Linked DNA regions of Mus musculus: region 2 is linked to region 1. The links are chromatin loops, found by intact Hi-C in ENCODE. Cell type or tissue: heart. All regions are shown on one strand.

Evidence for each region. A loop is a pair of places that touch in the nucleus more often than their neighbours do. Peaks named below come from ENCODE experiments on the same cell type or tissue, not always from the same donor. Only the 100,000 strongest peaks of a DNase experiment are listed, where the experiment ranks them.
Region 2: it touches region 1 in a loop (2.1-fold over the local background); 3 of 42 quality-filtered maps call a loop at or near these places.

Annotation. Positions count from the first base shown.
Region 1 is chr6:52,153,994-52,161,993 of GRCm38, forward strand. It overlaps Hoxa1 (homeobox A1), which reads right to left and starts at 4,324. Exons shown (of 2, transcript NM_010449.4): 1 at 3,574-4,324; 2 at 1,374-3,096. The coding sequence starts at 4,228. The coding sequence ends at 2,741. Hotairm2 (Hoxa transcript antisense RNA, myeloid-specific 2) reads left to right here and starts at 2,909. Exons shown (of 3, transcript NR_146400.1): 1 at 2,909-2,989; 2 at 3,897-3,985; 3 at 4,297-4,536. Hotairm1 (Hoxa transcript antisense RNA, myeloid-specific 1) reads left to right here and starts at 4,531. Exons shown (of 2, transcript NR_131181.1): 1 at 4,531-4,693; 2 at 7,938-8,000. In heart, no CTCF peak of the experiment used is centred here; DNase peaks (open chromatin) are centred at 4,378, 4,918, 5,518 and 6,318; H3K4me3 peaks cover 5,362 bases; H3K27ac peaks cover 4,193 bases; H3K27me3 peaks cover 7,809 bases.
Region 2 is chr6:52,082,458-52,090,457 of GRCm38, forward strand. No RefSeq gene overlaps it. Among named protein-coding and RNA genes, the nearest start is that of Halr1, 16 kb to the right of the region's middle. In heart, a CTCF peak has its summit at 3,783; a DNase peak (open chromatin) is centred at 4,034; H3K4me3 peaks cover 450 bases; H3K27me3 peaks cover 5,924 bases.

The DNA of each region.
Region 1 (8,000 bases):
CTGATTTATTCTATGACCTAGGAAAGGCTAGGGATATTTAGGCATAATTTATCGTTTTCTTCCCTCTCAGCTTCATTAAAACCAGCACCTTGAAGATCGGAATCTCTAGGATTCCTGCAGGTCGGAAGGGGCTTTCAGATATTGAAATCAAGAGAGTGGTATGCAAATGACACTTTAACACATTAAAGTATTTGAAAAGCAGCCATCTGTTTTGCTTTGTGGCCTTACACTAATAAACAAAAGATACAGTATAGCCAGGCGGGTGAAATGAAAGAAAGGGGTGTTGTCTTTGAAGTTCTCACCATCCACTGGAATCTTTTCAGGCAATCTCAGAAGCCAGCAGCTGAGGGGAGGGTGCCCGGTGCCCTTGGTATGCATGCAGCAACTGCTCCCACCATTTAACAGGGATATGTAGAAAATCTCAGAAGTCTTTCAGAAGGCCTGTAAATTCTAAGGTTTTTTTTTTCTTTCTCCCCAGCCCATCTTTTCATATCATCCTCTGAAAGGGAAGTCATGTCTGTATTTGTGATACTGTAGATTTTTTCACTCTGCTCTTAGGGATCAATGCCTCCAAAATACATGTGAAAGCTGAAGATGAAGACTCAGCTCCTTGGTCCCACACTTGCCTAGAACACACAAGGCCCTAAACTCCATCCCTAGCAGCAACCAGGAAAAAAAGGTCAGAAAATGTTGCTTAAGCCCAGAAGTATGTTAAAAATAATAGCAAACTGTCAAGAGGTCTAGAAGAGCCATGCTGAACTCAGTCATATGTTGATTTCCTCTCATCTGACACATGCCTTAATCTGAAACAATTTGGATATACAAACACTTGGTTTGATTTCCACGAGCTCACCTGGAAGAGTCTGATTCTGGAGAAGAGAGTGTAAATCTAAATCGCTTTCCAGGTTATGTGGCACAGAATTAGAAATGTACCTAGACCCTTTACAGCCATGGTGGTAATGAAAGTTGAATCTTAAGGGATAAGATATGCAAGGCAGAGATGTAAGGAACTGCTGGGAGGGGTGGATGCTGATGTAAATAGGGAAAAGAAGGCTTTATTGAGAACAGACCATCAACTTAAAAGGTAATATAGCCTGACAATCAAAAAAAAAAAAAAAGGAACCGGGGACATCCTTACATCCTTACCATACTGAAGCTGATTAAATGTGAGTCTCTTTGCTCTGGGTTCAAGAATGTGAGGAAAGAGTGACTGAAGACAGTTTTCAGCTTTTGAAGGGGCTGGGTTTATGTTTATGTCAACATTCAGTTGGAGGTGAAAAGGTTAGCACTTGACCCAGGAAGTATCCATGTTTGTTGCAAATAGAGATCTCTGTCATATATTTCTTTACTGTTTTTTTTCCAGTTTGAACTCTGATTATAATAAAAAAAGAGCTGTTGTTATTGTAAAAAGTTCGGTGCATTAAATAGACATAGGTTGGATGAAAATGTTCTTCCAGGGAAAGCTGCAAGCTTCATGACAGAGGAAAGCCTACTTCTTTGAAAATAAACACCACCCTCCCTTCCCCATGTGAAATGGGCCAACTTAGTAGTAAGCAACCACTGTAGTCCAGCCAAATACACAAGATGCTTAGGCATACCTAAAACTTGAATACTTTTATTACAGACATCTTAAGACCCGTAAACTCTGCTCTGGACCACATCACTCCAGGATCTCAGAGCTGTTCATGATTGTACAGTAAATGGAGACTATCATAGGCTCACAAAGAATAACTGATAGAACTCAGTGTGATATTTCAGGGACATCAGAACATTGTGCGACATGCAGAAGACTAGTCACGAATCACACAAAATATACATTCATTGTGCCATCCATCACATTAACAATTAGCTGGAAATACACTGGATCCAGCCATGATACAAGACAGTGTGGAAGGAAAGGGTGACTGAAAGAATGAATACCTTTGGGTTACAAATGATCCAGCATGATTTTTAAATGCAGGGTGGCCAGAGAAGCAGGAAGAATTGGTTAGAGTTTGGGAAGACCTGGCACAGGCAAAGTGCTTGGCAGGCCTTCTTAACTCTGAAAGAACCAATTGAGGCCAACTTCTGAGGCATCTGACTCTGTTTGAATGAAAGAGGTTTTCTTCTTTCGCCCATAATCACACATGAACTGTACCAGTTTTGAGAATTTGTCCACCCTGTTTGATTTAGTGACCTACATATTTCTATAAAATGTGTATAAAGATAAATCTCTGACGGGAAAGCATTTACAACCAGCAAACTCACACACATGAAACCAGCTAAGTTAGGGGGTGAATTAATTGTGTAAACACAGTGCATCTCTTCTTCATGAGTCTTTGGACACTCTCTCTCCTCTATGTCCTACTTAAGGGCTAGGTGGAGAAGAACAATACATAGATAAAAGGAGAGATGCCTCCTTCCTGCAAATGTCTGATGGCAAAGGGAACTAACTGTTCTCCAGCCGACATCTAAAAGGAATCATAGGTTGTGGGGAGAAAAAAATCTCACAACAGTGAAGGAAAGGATGTTGGGAGCCATCAGCAATTGATGTGGACACCCGATGTGGATGAAGGAGTTAACTTCCAACCAAGGCTCCAGAATTCTCTGGAAATACCTTATCTTGGCCAGGAGCTCCCCAGATGGGACGAGAAAGGAAGAGAGAGTCTGTAAAGAAAGGAAGATAAGCTAAGAATGTGCTTTGGGTAAGAAATCCCAGCCCAGGGAGAAGCCTGGGCTGCAGAGTTGGGCTGGAGTAGCCTCAGTGGGAGGTAGTCAGAGTGTCTGAGGTAGACGATGCCGGAGAAGGGGCACTGGGCGAGGGGCTAGATTTCTCAGATGATTCTTCCGTTTTCTCATCGCTGCCAGGAGGAGTGGCAGGGGAGATGGGCAGGAGCCCCTCCTTCTCACGCTTCTTCTGCTTCATGCGGCGATTCTGGAACCAGATCTTCACCTGGGTCTCATTGAGCTGTAGGGACGCGGCAATCTCCACCCTGCGCGCTCGTGTAAGGTACTTGTTGAAGTGGAACTCCTTCTCCAGCTCTGTGAGCTGCTTGGTGGTGAAATTGGTGCGCACTGCGTTGGGTTGACCCACGTAGCCGTACTCTCCAACTTTCCCTAGGGTAGGGGAGGAAGAGAGAAAAGATTAAAAAAAAAATCTTAAACCTTTATCCAGATTGCCCCAAGCTTGAGGCAATATTCGGTTAACTACTCAGCGAGCACAAACCCTATCGGGAAGCGCCAGTGACGATGTGTAAGCAGTGTTAACCTGAAGTCAACCATTAGTGTGATCAGGCTCGTGATTAATGGAGCCTTGTAGATATTAACAGGACATCACCATCACCACCATCACCACCATCACCACCTCCCACTCCCCGCACACTATCTAACTATAGACCATTTAAACCTCAGCCCCTGTGAAACGCTTTTGCCTCTGCACACCTGGGCACCCTACACCACTCACTACAACTCTAGATGACATTAGACATAAACAAGAACCAATCTTTTAAAAATCATTCATTTTCCTAGGAAACTAGGTGTGCCAGCCCCTTTCAAAAATCGAACAGCATTTGTCTGTCAGCCGGCAGGACTTACCTGTTTTGGGAGGGTTTCTTTTAACTTTCATCCAGTCAAAGGTCTGCGCTGGAGAAGACGTCTCTGAAGCAGGGGAACGACAGGCTTCTTGGTGGCTGGCGTGGAGAGGGGATAAGGAGTTATTATACGTGGCCAGGGCCAGAGTCTGCTGCTCTTGTCCATATGAGTGGTGAATGTACTGGGGCGAGCCCACTGTGCCCCCAGCATAACCCTGGTGGTGGTGGTGATGCTGGACCATGGGAGTCGAGAGGTTTCCAGAGTAAACAGCGGGAGCGCACGGGGGGTACCCACCACTTACGTCTGCTTCCTGATTTAATCCATAGGGGCCATAAGGCGCACTGAAGTTCTGCGCGCCATAGCTTGGACCACAACTCGAGTGGGAATAAGAAATCCCAAGGTTTCCAGAAGTCTGGTAAGTAGCCGTCTGGGGGTGGTGATGGTGGTGGTGGTGGTGGTGGTGGTGGGGCGAGCTGATCTGCACCCCCCTGCCCACTAGGAAGCGGTCGTCGCCGCCGCAGCTGTTGGCACTGACCGCGCAGGATTGGAAAGTTGTAATCCCATGGTCAGAGGGGTAAGCTCGCGCCGAGCAGGTCCCAGAGTCGCCACTGCCAAGGATGGGGTATTCCAGAAAGGAGTTCATTCTTGCATTGTCCATCTGTCACTGAGTGATTGGATCCTGCGAAGCCCTGGGTGACCGTGCCAACTTTCTCACTTCCTCCATAGGACCAGAGAAGAAAAATGATATGAATGTACAGTGCGCAAGAGGCGGGGCGGGCAGGCGGAGGGCTCGAGGGGAGGACACGTGACTCTACCAGCCAATGGCTGAGCCGCCTGCGAAAGTTTACCGGCTGCGGCCGTGATGGATCACCGTTTCAGTGGCATTTAAATCCCCGGCGCTCCTCAGTGTAGGTGACGCGCGCTCGCCCCCCCAGGCAGCCCGGGCCGCGGCGGTAGCAGCGGCCGCTCCCGGAGCTGACTTGGAGCACTGGGACCAAAGGGAGTCGAGACTGCCTTCTGCGCGCGCCCGGCTTTGCGCGCCTCCGCCACCAGATGTGGGGGGATGGGAGGCCCCCTCCGCGGCCCCTTCCCCACCCAGCCCAGAAAGCTGAACTGGCAAGAGGTGAGAGGGGATGAGGCCTCCTGGCTCTCTTGTGGCGGGCATCTTGTGGGCCGAAAATCTCTGCGTGGTCGCAAGGACCCTGGCGGAGCTGGGAGCACGCGGGGTGGGAAGGGTGGGAATCCAACAGACACCACGCCCTCAGCTCGGGGCGGCCGCCACTACCCAACCCCTGCAAGAGACCTGAGCCCGGAATCCCGGCGCCTAGGGCGAGGTTGCGTCACTGGCTCGCCAGCCTCGGAATGTAGAGGGACGTGCGCAGAGGATTGACTGGGAGGAACCATGGTGAATGTGCTGGGGACCAAAGCAAGAAAAGAAACTTCTGTCCTCATCCAAAGGGTCTTAGAGCCCTCTTCCCTGATTCCTGCCGGCCAATAGCATGGCAATGGGAGCTTCTGTAATTCGACCCCAGGGTCCCGGGATTCGGGGGTGGGGGTGGGGGTGGGGGGGGCTACGAACCCAGCTCTCTGGGAAAGGCCGGGTGTCCACTCTCTTCTCTGCCCTCTCTCCTTCTCTGTCGCTTTGCTCTTGGTAGCCCTGCAAAATCGGGGCAACTCTGCTACTGGAGTTTAAGGAGTAGAAGGCAAAGGAGATTGTTGACGCCAGCAGACGTGGCTGACTGGCGTGAGGGCCGAGCCTGAGCTGCAGGCCATCTGCCAACTCTTAGAGACCCAGGAGCATGCTCACTCTAGGGTAGGCCTCAGAAGGGCAGATAACAGGCAACTCCTAAAAAGTATGCAGACCTCCCCCGTCGAGTTTCTCTCTTCCAGGAGAGGCAAGTTAGGAGTGGAAGAGCCCCCCCTTCCCACCATCCCCTATTGCCTGTGTGGACTGGGGCATGGGGGGTGTTGAGGACCGGCAGGTGGGAGGGACAGATGACTGAGTGGATGGGACCCTTTCCAACGGGCTTGTGTGAACCTGCAGGTCACTCCCCAGAGAGACACGTGCAGATGTGAGCATCATCCCAGGACAGGGGTCCTGTTTCCCATCAACCTTGTCCTGCAATGATGCTGATGGTGTCAGTAATTGCTGTTTACTATTAGATGTCACGTCAACTCTAAGCTTGGAGAAAGAAAAGGCCAAACAGAGATGAGAATGGACATAGTCTTAAGGAGGAGAAATTCAGCGGTCACTTAAAAAACACCGTGCAGACAGTTCTGCACAAGTTTTCTTCTCGATGTTTCTAGCTTTATATCAGGCATGAAATTAACAGTGTAATTTACGTGTGAGTTTGGGGGGATCCCTTCTCTATAGGAAGGGAAGAAGAATGCAAAGTCACTCTTCGGGCTTCTGGGTTGTGTTTTTTCTCCACACGTAGAAGTTGTCCCCTCCCCCACACCTCTCAACCCCGCCCCCAGCAAACCTGGCCATCCTCCTGGAAACCTAAGCAGACCTACGTCCCTGGTCCCCCTTAGTGACAACTGAACACTTACCCCAACCCACTTTCGGGGAGTAGTATTTCTCTGTGACCCATGACTCGCCCCAAAGCATGGTAAAGGGAGGAGCACCCGGGAAGTGTCCTGCCTTAGCCTCTTCTTCTGGGAAACCATCCAAGTAGAGTCTTTTGGGAGGACAGTCCTCCCGCTAAGAGGAAAGAAGGGACTCCTGTGAGTCAGGAACAGGAAGTGAGAGAGGCTTGATGCTGTGAGCGCGGGTGAGGGCCTCTCTCAGCAGAAGGCAGTTCATTCCTTCTTCCCCTTGCCTCTTGCGGGGGGGGGGGGGAGGACGGGGGGGGGTACAGGGGGCGTCTGTGGGCCCCCTTGGTACCGATTTGCATTAACCTACAGGCTCCAGGACGCCTGCCTGAAAGCTACCCCCAGGCCTCCGCTCCCCTTCTGCTAATTCTCACTCCCCCAAGCCCTCTTTCTTCACCTGTTTTTCTGGGTAGCCTACGTGGGGTGTTTTCATCAGCAACACAAACACACTACTGGACCCACAACGCACGCATGCAGCGCTCGCTCGGGGCCTCCGCAGACCTTGCCCCATTAACCACCAGCTCGGCCTCTGCTCACTGCAGGCCCAAGCTTTCCCGAGGAGGCTCACCCGGAGCTCGGAGCAGTAGGCTTATGCAGCTCAGATTCTTTCCCAGCCCCCACCCCAGAGGAATCAGGAAGGCCACTGAGCAGGGTAAGAGACCTTTGGTCTTTTGAGCAGCAAGGAGGCCAGCGACCCACGCAGGAATCGAGCTGAAGTGTCTTTAAATAGCCCCAGGAGAGTGGGTGAAAGGCGAGCTTGGGCCATGAGTGAAATAATCCTCTGCAAGCGGCATGCTTGGCTCCAAGTGCCTCTTTTCAGGGCTCTTCTACTGGAAAGAGAATGAGGGAGGAGGAGACAAACCGAGGCCCGGAGCCGTTCTTGGCATCCGCGGCTCAGCCAAGCTGTTGTTTTAAAAGAGCAATAAAAATGAATTATGACTAAACGCCTTCTAACTTAATGCTTTCGGACGGGGATCCCCGGCAAATACGTAAGAGGATTTTTATTTGTGCATGTGTTCCTGCAATTGATCTCTTTGATGACATTCTCATTCATAGAAAGCGTTTGATTTATGAGCTTAGGACGAATCACATCCAGGAACTGCGCAGCCCTGGCCACAGCCCGGACACCCTGCTCAGATCTCAGAGCCTGGGGCCTGAAAACCACCACAGTCCCCACATATGGAGGCTGCTGAGGGATTAGGGGAGTAGAGGGTGAAGGGAAGGTAGAGAGCAAACCCCTGAATAAAGTCCGAGGTTTCATTGTAATTCCCAAGCTTTTGCTATTAAGAACTGGGTTCTTCCATCAATCACCGCCCCCCCCCACGCACATGTTGCTGCAGTTTCTCACGGTAAGTCACCAGAATAGAACCCAGAAAGGGAAATAAATAAATAAATAAATAAATAAATAAATAGTGGGAGGAGACAAAAGAAGGAAAAAAACCAGAACAGCCCAATAACATACCCTAGATCACATTTTATTGATATTTCATTTAAAGTGCTCCTTCTCTGTCTAATAAACTGGGTTAATTAATAATCTAGGGTGCAAAAACACTTTTAAAATCTCCACTTGCTAACCTGACTTCAAACCTTTAATGATTTATTATTAGCAATGTAAACAGATTTAAGGATTAAATATCGATTGTGTGTGTGTGTGTGTGTGTGTGTGTGGTGAGGGCAAGAATCTTGGGATGGCTGGAAAGAGCCCTTCCTGGCATGCATTTCCCAGCTAGTAACCGTGGTTTTGTTTTGTTTTGTTTTCCTCTGTCTTTTAGGTCTGTTTTTCCTGAACCCATCCACAGCTGGGAGATTAATCAACCACACTGAAAATGGGGGTG
Region 2 (8,000 bases), 72 kb before region 1:
TTGCCTCGAGCTGTAACATTGTTCTTAGAAATGCCAGCAAGGTTAGGGGGAGCACTTCCAGGCATAGAGCGGGACTTGGCCTGAGCAGGAACTTTGTAATCGAGTATGTGAAGGCACAGAGCATTTTAAAGAGCACTATTAATGTGTGTACTCGAAGACTGCAATTTCAAATTAAGATGTCACTGAAGATTAACAAACCAGTTTCCACTCAGCCTTACCACTTTAAAGTTCTGAGGGTGGAAAGGGAGAGAGAAGTCCAACACAGGCTCAGAAGAGTCTCAGTAAAGTGAAAATGGGACTAGGGAGTTGGCTCAGTGGTTAAGAGCACAAGAACCTTGGTTCGAGTCCCAGCACCCACATGGCAGCTCCCAATCTAACTCTAGTCCTAGGGAGTTTCCTTCTGGCCTCCTTGAGCACAAGGCATGAATATGATTCACAGATGTACGTGCAGGAAAATCACCCCCACACATAAAACATAAGAAATTTTTCTTTTTTAGGTTTCTAACAGAGATCACAAGGAAATGTTTTTAAGTATTTTTGATTACTCAGAGCCAATAAAACATTAAATTCACAGCCCATGGTGTTGACAGGCAGAAATATAAAGAAAGGCCCTCTTGCCATTAAGATGGCCCAGTGGGTAAAGGTACCCACTGTCAAGTCTGAACACTGTAGTTTTATCTCTAGTACCTACAGAATGGGAGGAGAGAACTCACTCCTCCACGAGCACCATAGCATGGGCAACCCACGTCTATCCATTCACACCAGACAGATAGATGATTGAAAGATGGGTGGGTAGGTAGGTAGATAGATAGATAGATAGATAGATAGATAGATAGATAGATAGATAGATAGATAGAAGATGATAGATGAATAGATATGTAGATAATAGATATGTGGAGATAGATAGATAGATAGATAGATAGATAGATAGATAGATAGATAGACAGACAGAGTAATAGAATGATAGTTTGTATATGCTTGGCCCAGGGAGTGGCACCATTAGGAGGTGTGGTCTTGTTCAAGTAGGTGTGTCACTCTGGGTGTGGGCTTTAAGACCCTACTCCTAGTTGCCTGGAAGCAAGTATTCTGCTAGCAGCCTTCAGATGAAGATGTAGAACTCTCAGCTCCTCCTACACCATGCCTGCTTGCCTGCTGCCATGTTCGTGCCTTGATGATAATGAACTGAACCTCTGAGCCTGTAATCGAGCCCCATTTAAATGTTGTCCTTTATAAGACTTGCCTTGGCCATGGTGTTTGTTCACAGCAGTAAAACCCTATCTCAGACAGACAGACAGACAGACAGACAGACAGACAGACAACAGACAGAACAGTGTTTAAAAAGGCCTTCTTCAGCCAGGAGACCTAGTGGTTCTGGCCTATAATCTCAACTGCAGCATAGGTTGTCTGGGCTGCAGATCAAGTTCAATATCAGCCTAGATGAATTTAGTGACCCTCATCTCAAAATAAAAATACATAAATGGATACAGCCTACTAGCAGAATACATACCAGCATGTACAAGGTCCTGGGTTTAATCTCAGATGCTGAAAAAGGAAAGAGGAAGAGAGATGGGAAAGGGGTCTTCTAATTAGTTCCTCCACAGGTCAATATAATCCTGGATAAAATCTGAATCATGAGAGTTCAAATAAATAAATGGTGTGAAATTTAGCTTCATTGCTGGCTGAATTATAATGCATTTTATTCTTTGAAATGTGAATGTTAATATAGATTTCCTGACAATCATAAATATTTTTAACATAACACCTACTTCTTAGCTGAGGATTAGAGTTGATGTTAATACTAAAATATTCCTTAAAAGTCAATACTCTGTTAAAATTCCTCTTTGTCCACTATAGCTTTCGTTTATTTTCTGAGGTGCTGTTTTGAGATTATCATTCTCCTTACATTAAAATAGCTCTTTCCAATTAGATCTAGAACCTACAAGAACCTTCTCTGCAACTCCCGATTGCAAGCAGCAATTAAATATCAAATGCACGGAGTCTGGACCACAGAAATGTCCCAAGAGAGAAGGTCCATCACTTTCACTCTCCCATGCTGGCTAGGGAAGAACTAGCAAGCCCCTCTTCTTGTTCCTTGTTGTTCCTTGTTACTCATTACTACTTGTTACTATGGTAACCATACCCTAACGAACAAGCAAGGGCAAGAGAAGATGAGGTTCAGAGCTGAAACAGCTGGAGGTAAATCAAAGGTGAGTTTCCTTCCTAAGACCTCTCTCAACAGCAAGGTCCTTCTCACTCCAAGAATGGAGAGTAGCTGGTTGCCAGAGGAAGGCTGTCTCATTCCTATGTGCATCTAGGAAGAGGTACCACAGTGTGAGTCACAGGTGATGACTGGCTGACCAAGAACAAGCTATCTTGAAAACTCACAATTGCAACATCATGTGTTTGGTGCTATCGTCAATTAGATAGCTCTGTCCAGCTGTCTTCTAGACCTACACATTATGCCGTTCATCCCACACCACTGCTATAACAAATTGCCACAAACCTAGTGACTTAAAACAACTGCTGTGAACTCAGAGCCCCCAAAATTACATGTTGAAACCTTAATCCCAGAGTGACGATATTTGGAAATGGAACCCTTTTAGAGGTAGTTAGGCCATTAGTGTGAAGCCTTCATGGAGGCTTTAATGCTTTTACAAGAAGAGACAAGAGAGCCTGCCTCTTCTTTCTTTGCTTTCATGTAGGGAACCAAGGAGAACATAGCATCTTTATTTAAATCAGGAGACACTAGATCTACGAGCAATTTGGTCTTGACCTTCATGAGCTAAGGAACTGAGAAAACTAAATACCAAATCTATGATCGTCTCTTTATACCATCCCAAACTAAGACAATGGTATACATCTATCTTTTTTACAGTCCAGAGGTTTTAAGTGTTAGGTCAGCTTCACTGGGCAGAAGTCAAGGTATCAGTGGGACATAGTAGATGTTCATTGTTTCTGAAGGATCCGAGCGTGTCTCCTTGCCTCGGTTTCATTGTCTCACGCTGCCTGTGTTCTGTGGCTCATGGTTCCAATTTCAAGTTCTTCACCCGAGCTCTGTCATCATCACAGGGCCTTCCTCTGATTTTTCTCTCAATCTCCTGTGTCCCTCTTAAAACTGTGCTGTTCTGGACTCACAGTGATGATCCAGGGTAGTCTCCCCATGTCCGTAGCCTTGCCCTAATCACAGCTTCAGAATACCTTTTGTTATTGTAGGTAACAGCCACGGGGCAAGGCTTTAGGCTGTGGGTGTAGCTGGGGATCACTAACCCACAATCCTCTAGGGGGTCTGGCCTGGAGACAAAGCTGTGGAAATGAACACAGATGTATCCCTAAGTGTACAAGGGAAGAATCCGGGGCAGTCATTTCCTACTTTCATTACCCATAGTAGAATATGACAGCAAATCAGGGGACGTACAAAAGGAGCACGCCATGTTTGAGTCTAATGAAGCGGAGGTCAGACAGAATATTTTGTAATATGGAACAATGATCAAAAAGCATAGGTCAGAGACAGGATGTAATTTTAAATAAGTGCCGCTTTAATCACAGTGTCTACTGGAGGAAGAAGCTTATCTGGAGAGAAAAAATGAGGTGTAGCTCTGATTATGGTAAGGATTAAGTTAGACAGTTTATGCAAGAAACCAGCACAGTGCCTAACACGTGGTAGAAAACGCTTATGCTCATGATTTCTTCCAAGGCCATGAGATAAAAGCTTTTCTTCCTCTCGGCTTGCAATGATGGATCTACACACAGTTTCTGCCTTGACAGAAAAGCACTGCGTTTCACTCCCCGAAGAGGGTGCTGACACTAAGCTAAAGGAAATATCAGACGATGACCTCTCCCGAGGACTGCCAGCACCATCTTTGATGTGTAGTCTCTTTCCTGAAATGACCTCCTTTTCCTGGGTTAAAGTTGAGTAGCCGGGCATCAGCGGCTACTTGGGAAAGTGCTGAGTGGCTGATACGTGCTGTCAGCATTGTCCAAGGCCAGCCGGAGAATGTCCTCATGGCCCCTTCCTTTCCACTCACATCTGGCAAAGACTTGCGCTGTGATGCTTAGGAAGCTGGGAAGTGACGAAGACGAAGACGCATAGTGCTTTCCTGCCATATCACACACCCACTGAAAAGGCCGTCACCACAATGCTTTGTTTGTGAGTGGAAACAATAGGGAATCTTCCAGGGGATACTCCAGCCACTTTGGAGGATGTAAAAATCAGATGCCATAAAAAGGCCAAATGTCACCTCTTATCCATGTGCCAAAAATTTACTACCACAACTATTAAGTAATAATATCATATACTAAGTAGTAGTATTGTGTATAGAAAAAATACACATCTACGTGAATAAGCAGTTAAAGAGTTCATAACTTACCTATGGAAGCCTTACTTCTGCCCTGACCTGATACAGCTATTTCATCACTGGGGTTGGTAGACCTGACTTTCTCCTTCTCTCCTCTTTATCTGGAACCCAGATCTGTCTTTTGTCCTTACTATCCACATCACTTGTTAAAACCTTGTGCCATTTGCTAGAAAAGGCAGGAAGAGATAACCAACCACTTCTCAGATTGTGTTCATCCAAAAGCTCCCTGCCCTGCCCTCCGCACACCTCCGGAGGAACTGCTGCTCTCTTTGATCTATTTCACAGGAAAGATATATAATATAGGCAGAAAAAGATGTTTCAGGATTTTTTTTTTAGTACCCTACTGTGAAATTCTTCTAGAATGCCTGCTAAATGCAGTTATTTAGAAGCTGAAGAGATGGCTTAGCAGTTAAGAGCACTTGTAGCTCTTGCAGAGAGAGGACTGAGGTTCAAGTCCCAGTACCCATATGCTGGTTCACAACCATCCTTAACTCCAGTTCTAGGTTATCCAACACTCTCTTCTGACTTCCTGGGCACCAGGCACGTGTGTGGTGCACAGCACCCGTGCATGCAGGCAAAACACTCGTACACATAAAATAAGCAAACCAGTCAGAAACTAAAAATAGATGGAATTGTCCTGGTGGTTGTGTTTTCTCCCTTAAGTGACATTCAATCTTAAAAAGCAAGGCTCATACAATGGAGCAAACGCCTAAGACCGGTCTTAATGAATACAGCGAGTACTTCTACTAGACAGATGTCATCTGCAGGTGACCAATGTGAGCACTTTGATTCAGAATCAGCTGGAAAAAGCTACAGTCCTAAAAAGGGGTGGGAGTGGGGGCGGGGGGTAAAAGGGTGGGTTGTGAAAACACTGAAGAATTTTAAAGGATTAGAATTCCATCTCCAAGGCTTGGGACAGAGCAAATTGTCTCTGTAATAAATCATTATCCGTCCAGTGTGTGGTTGGCCTACTAAGCATCTTACCTGAGCTCAGAAACAAACGGAGTAAAAAGTAGCCGGAGACCGTCACGGTAAAGGGGGTTCCCACAAATAACAAATAACACAAACTCCGAAGGAAAATGCAAGCTGGACAATATTTATTGTGCCAGTTTAAAGACTAAGATCTATTACTATTTCCTGCCTGAGGCTTCAAAATTGTTCTCACTCTCCTATAATTTTCCAGCCATGGACAATGAGATTATGCGTGCACATGAGATCGTCCTCGGAGACAATTAGGTTATGGAGAACATTTCTCTGCTTCCTCCCGGGCTTCCTAGCACTGCTTCAAATCTAATAGTAATAGAGTGTTATAAAGGCAAATGAGTCAGTACAGTCCACTTCAGACTTAATCCCATACAATATATTTAAAATACTCCTATAATTTACTTGAACACCCATGTCCACAAGGCAATAAAGCAAATGAGCGTGTGTATCGATGAAGGGACAGAGAAGCAGTTGGCGCCCCAGTCCCTGACCCCTAATGGAGTCAACAACCTGAGTGGCCAGCCGTTACTGTTTGTTTCACTGCCCACCCGTGGCCAGCTTCACTCCAAGTAATATTTCCAATATGTATTATAGGACATTGGACAAATGGGTCTGATTTCTTAAAATAGCCACCACATGCGGGGAGCACAGGAAGTGCTGAGTGAGTATGTAAAGAGCAGATGAAAGTCCCCTAGCAAACGTTCAGTGTTGATGTGGGCACGCCATGTCAAAGACCAAGGCCTTGACCTCTGGGAAATTAGGATCCGAGTGACAAAAGTCTTCCTTTTGTCCTGGGATGAGCAAATGATTAAACAGTGTGTGCAAAGCAGCAACAGCAGCTTCCTCCTCCCAGATGTCTACACCCTGAAGCGGGCTCACCGACGGATACCTCCTTTTGAGACTAGCAAGCTCCTGTTGTGCCGGACATAATAAACACAGGGAAGTTCGAGGTTGCTGGAGTTGTTGGTGCCACTCCATCAGAGTATGCACAGCCCACCTGACCCCAGTGTCTGTCCCCTCTGCATCCCCTCACAGACCTGAGCCAGAGTTCTGGGACCCAAGCTGAGAGACGTAGCCATCTCAGCCTATAAAATGCAGCCTAGGATTCAAGGCCAGGCACCCCACACATACTCCTAACTTTCTTCCCACTTGTTTGTTTGTTTCAAGATGGGGTTTCTCTGTGTAGTCCTGGCTGTCCTAGAACTCACTCTGGAGACCAGGCTGGCCTCGAACTAAGAGATCCACCAGCTTCTGGTTCCTGAGTGCTGGGATTAGAGGTATGCACCACCACCACTACCCAGCTTCAACTTTCTTTCTATCCTCGTCTCTCAACACTCAATATAAAAACTCCCCCATACTACTTCTAATCACAGTCTTATGTCTTATCTGAAGCCATCTTGAAAGTTAAGTGCACTGTCGTCCTTTATCAGGTCGTTGGAATGAAACCTGGCAAAGCCTCATCCGACACTGGGTATTATTTTCTGCACCATTTAGTCAAATCCCTTCATATATGATGGTTTAAAAATTAAATAACCTGGACTTGAACACTTTTTCCATTTTTCAGTTTTAGGTTTGTTGCTATGTAAATTATCCCACTAATAATGAGAGCAAAAGGAACCCAGAAGCTCCCGTTAAAGAATCATTATTTAAAGCCGGGGCGTGGTGGCACACGCCTTTAATCCCAGCACTCGGGAGGCAGAGGCAGGCGGATTTCTGAGTTTGAGGCCAGCCTGGTCTACAAAGTGAGCTCCAGGACAGCCAGGGCTACACAGAGAAACCCTGTCTTTAAAACCAAAAACAAACAAACAAACAAACAAACAAACAGAATCATTGTTTAATTCTTGTATCAAATGGCACGATAGAAGGAGAGAGAACACTCAGGCAGCAACTGCACATTTGGAGCCTGCATCGTAAGCTGGAGAGTAGTGGGTGACTTCAGATCAGAGTCAGGAAATAGAAAAAAATGAGTTTTGATTGTCCAGTGGGGCCAGAGAATAAAGAAGTGCCCTAAAGACCCTACAGTGAGAGGGTCACAGCGCTGAAGAAGTCAGCTAGAAGATCCACCAACAGCCAACCCTGACTGGGAAGCCATCTGAGGAACAAAATAAACAACTTACATAGATTATAATCAAAACAAAAAAAATCTATGTGTCCATTCTGGTATAAAGAAATGATTAAACAAACAAACAAACAAACAAACAAACCAACAAACAAACAGCCTGAACACATTTCAACCCCAGAGCTCACATGGGAGAAGGAGAGAACTGATTCCCAAAAGTTAACCTGAACGCTACACATAGATTGAGGCAAAGGTACACACACATGCACACGCACACGCACACGAACGCACACACACACAAGCACACACAAGCACACACACACACACACAAGCACACACACGCACATATACACAATCAAACACACATACAGTGGGGGTGGGGGAGGGAGGAGAGGGAGAGAGAGATAAGTGGGGAATTTCGAGAGCTGAGCAAGCATCAGAATGGAGAGGAAAGAAGAATGAGACTGTCCCCTGGGCTCACCGGACCCCTCCTCTAAGTCCCTGCCCTCCTCCACCTTATCCCTCCTTCATTCCCTATATCCATGGCTTTTATCCTGAAAGGACACTACTCAGGACAAGCTGCCCCACGGCTCCAAGTAAAG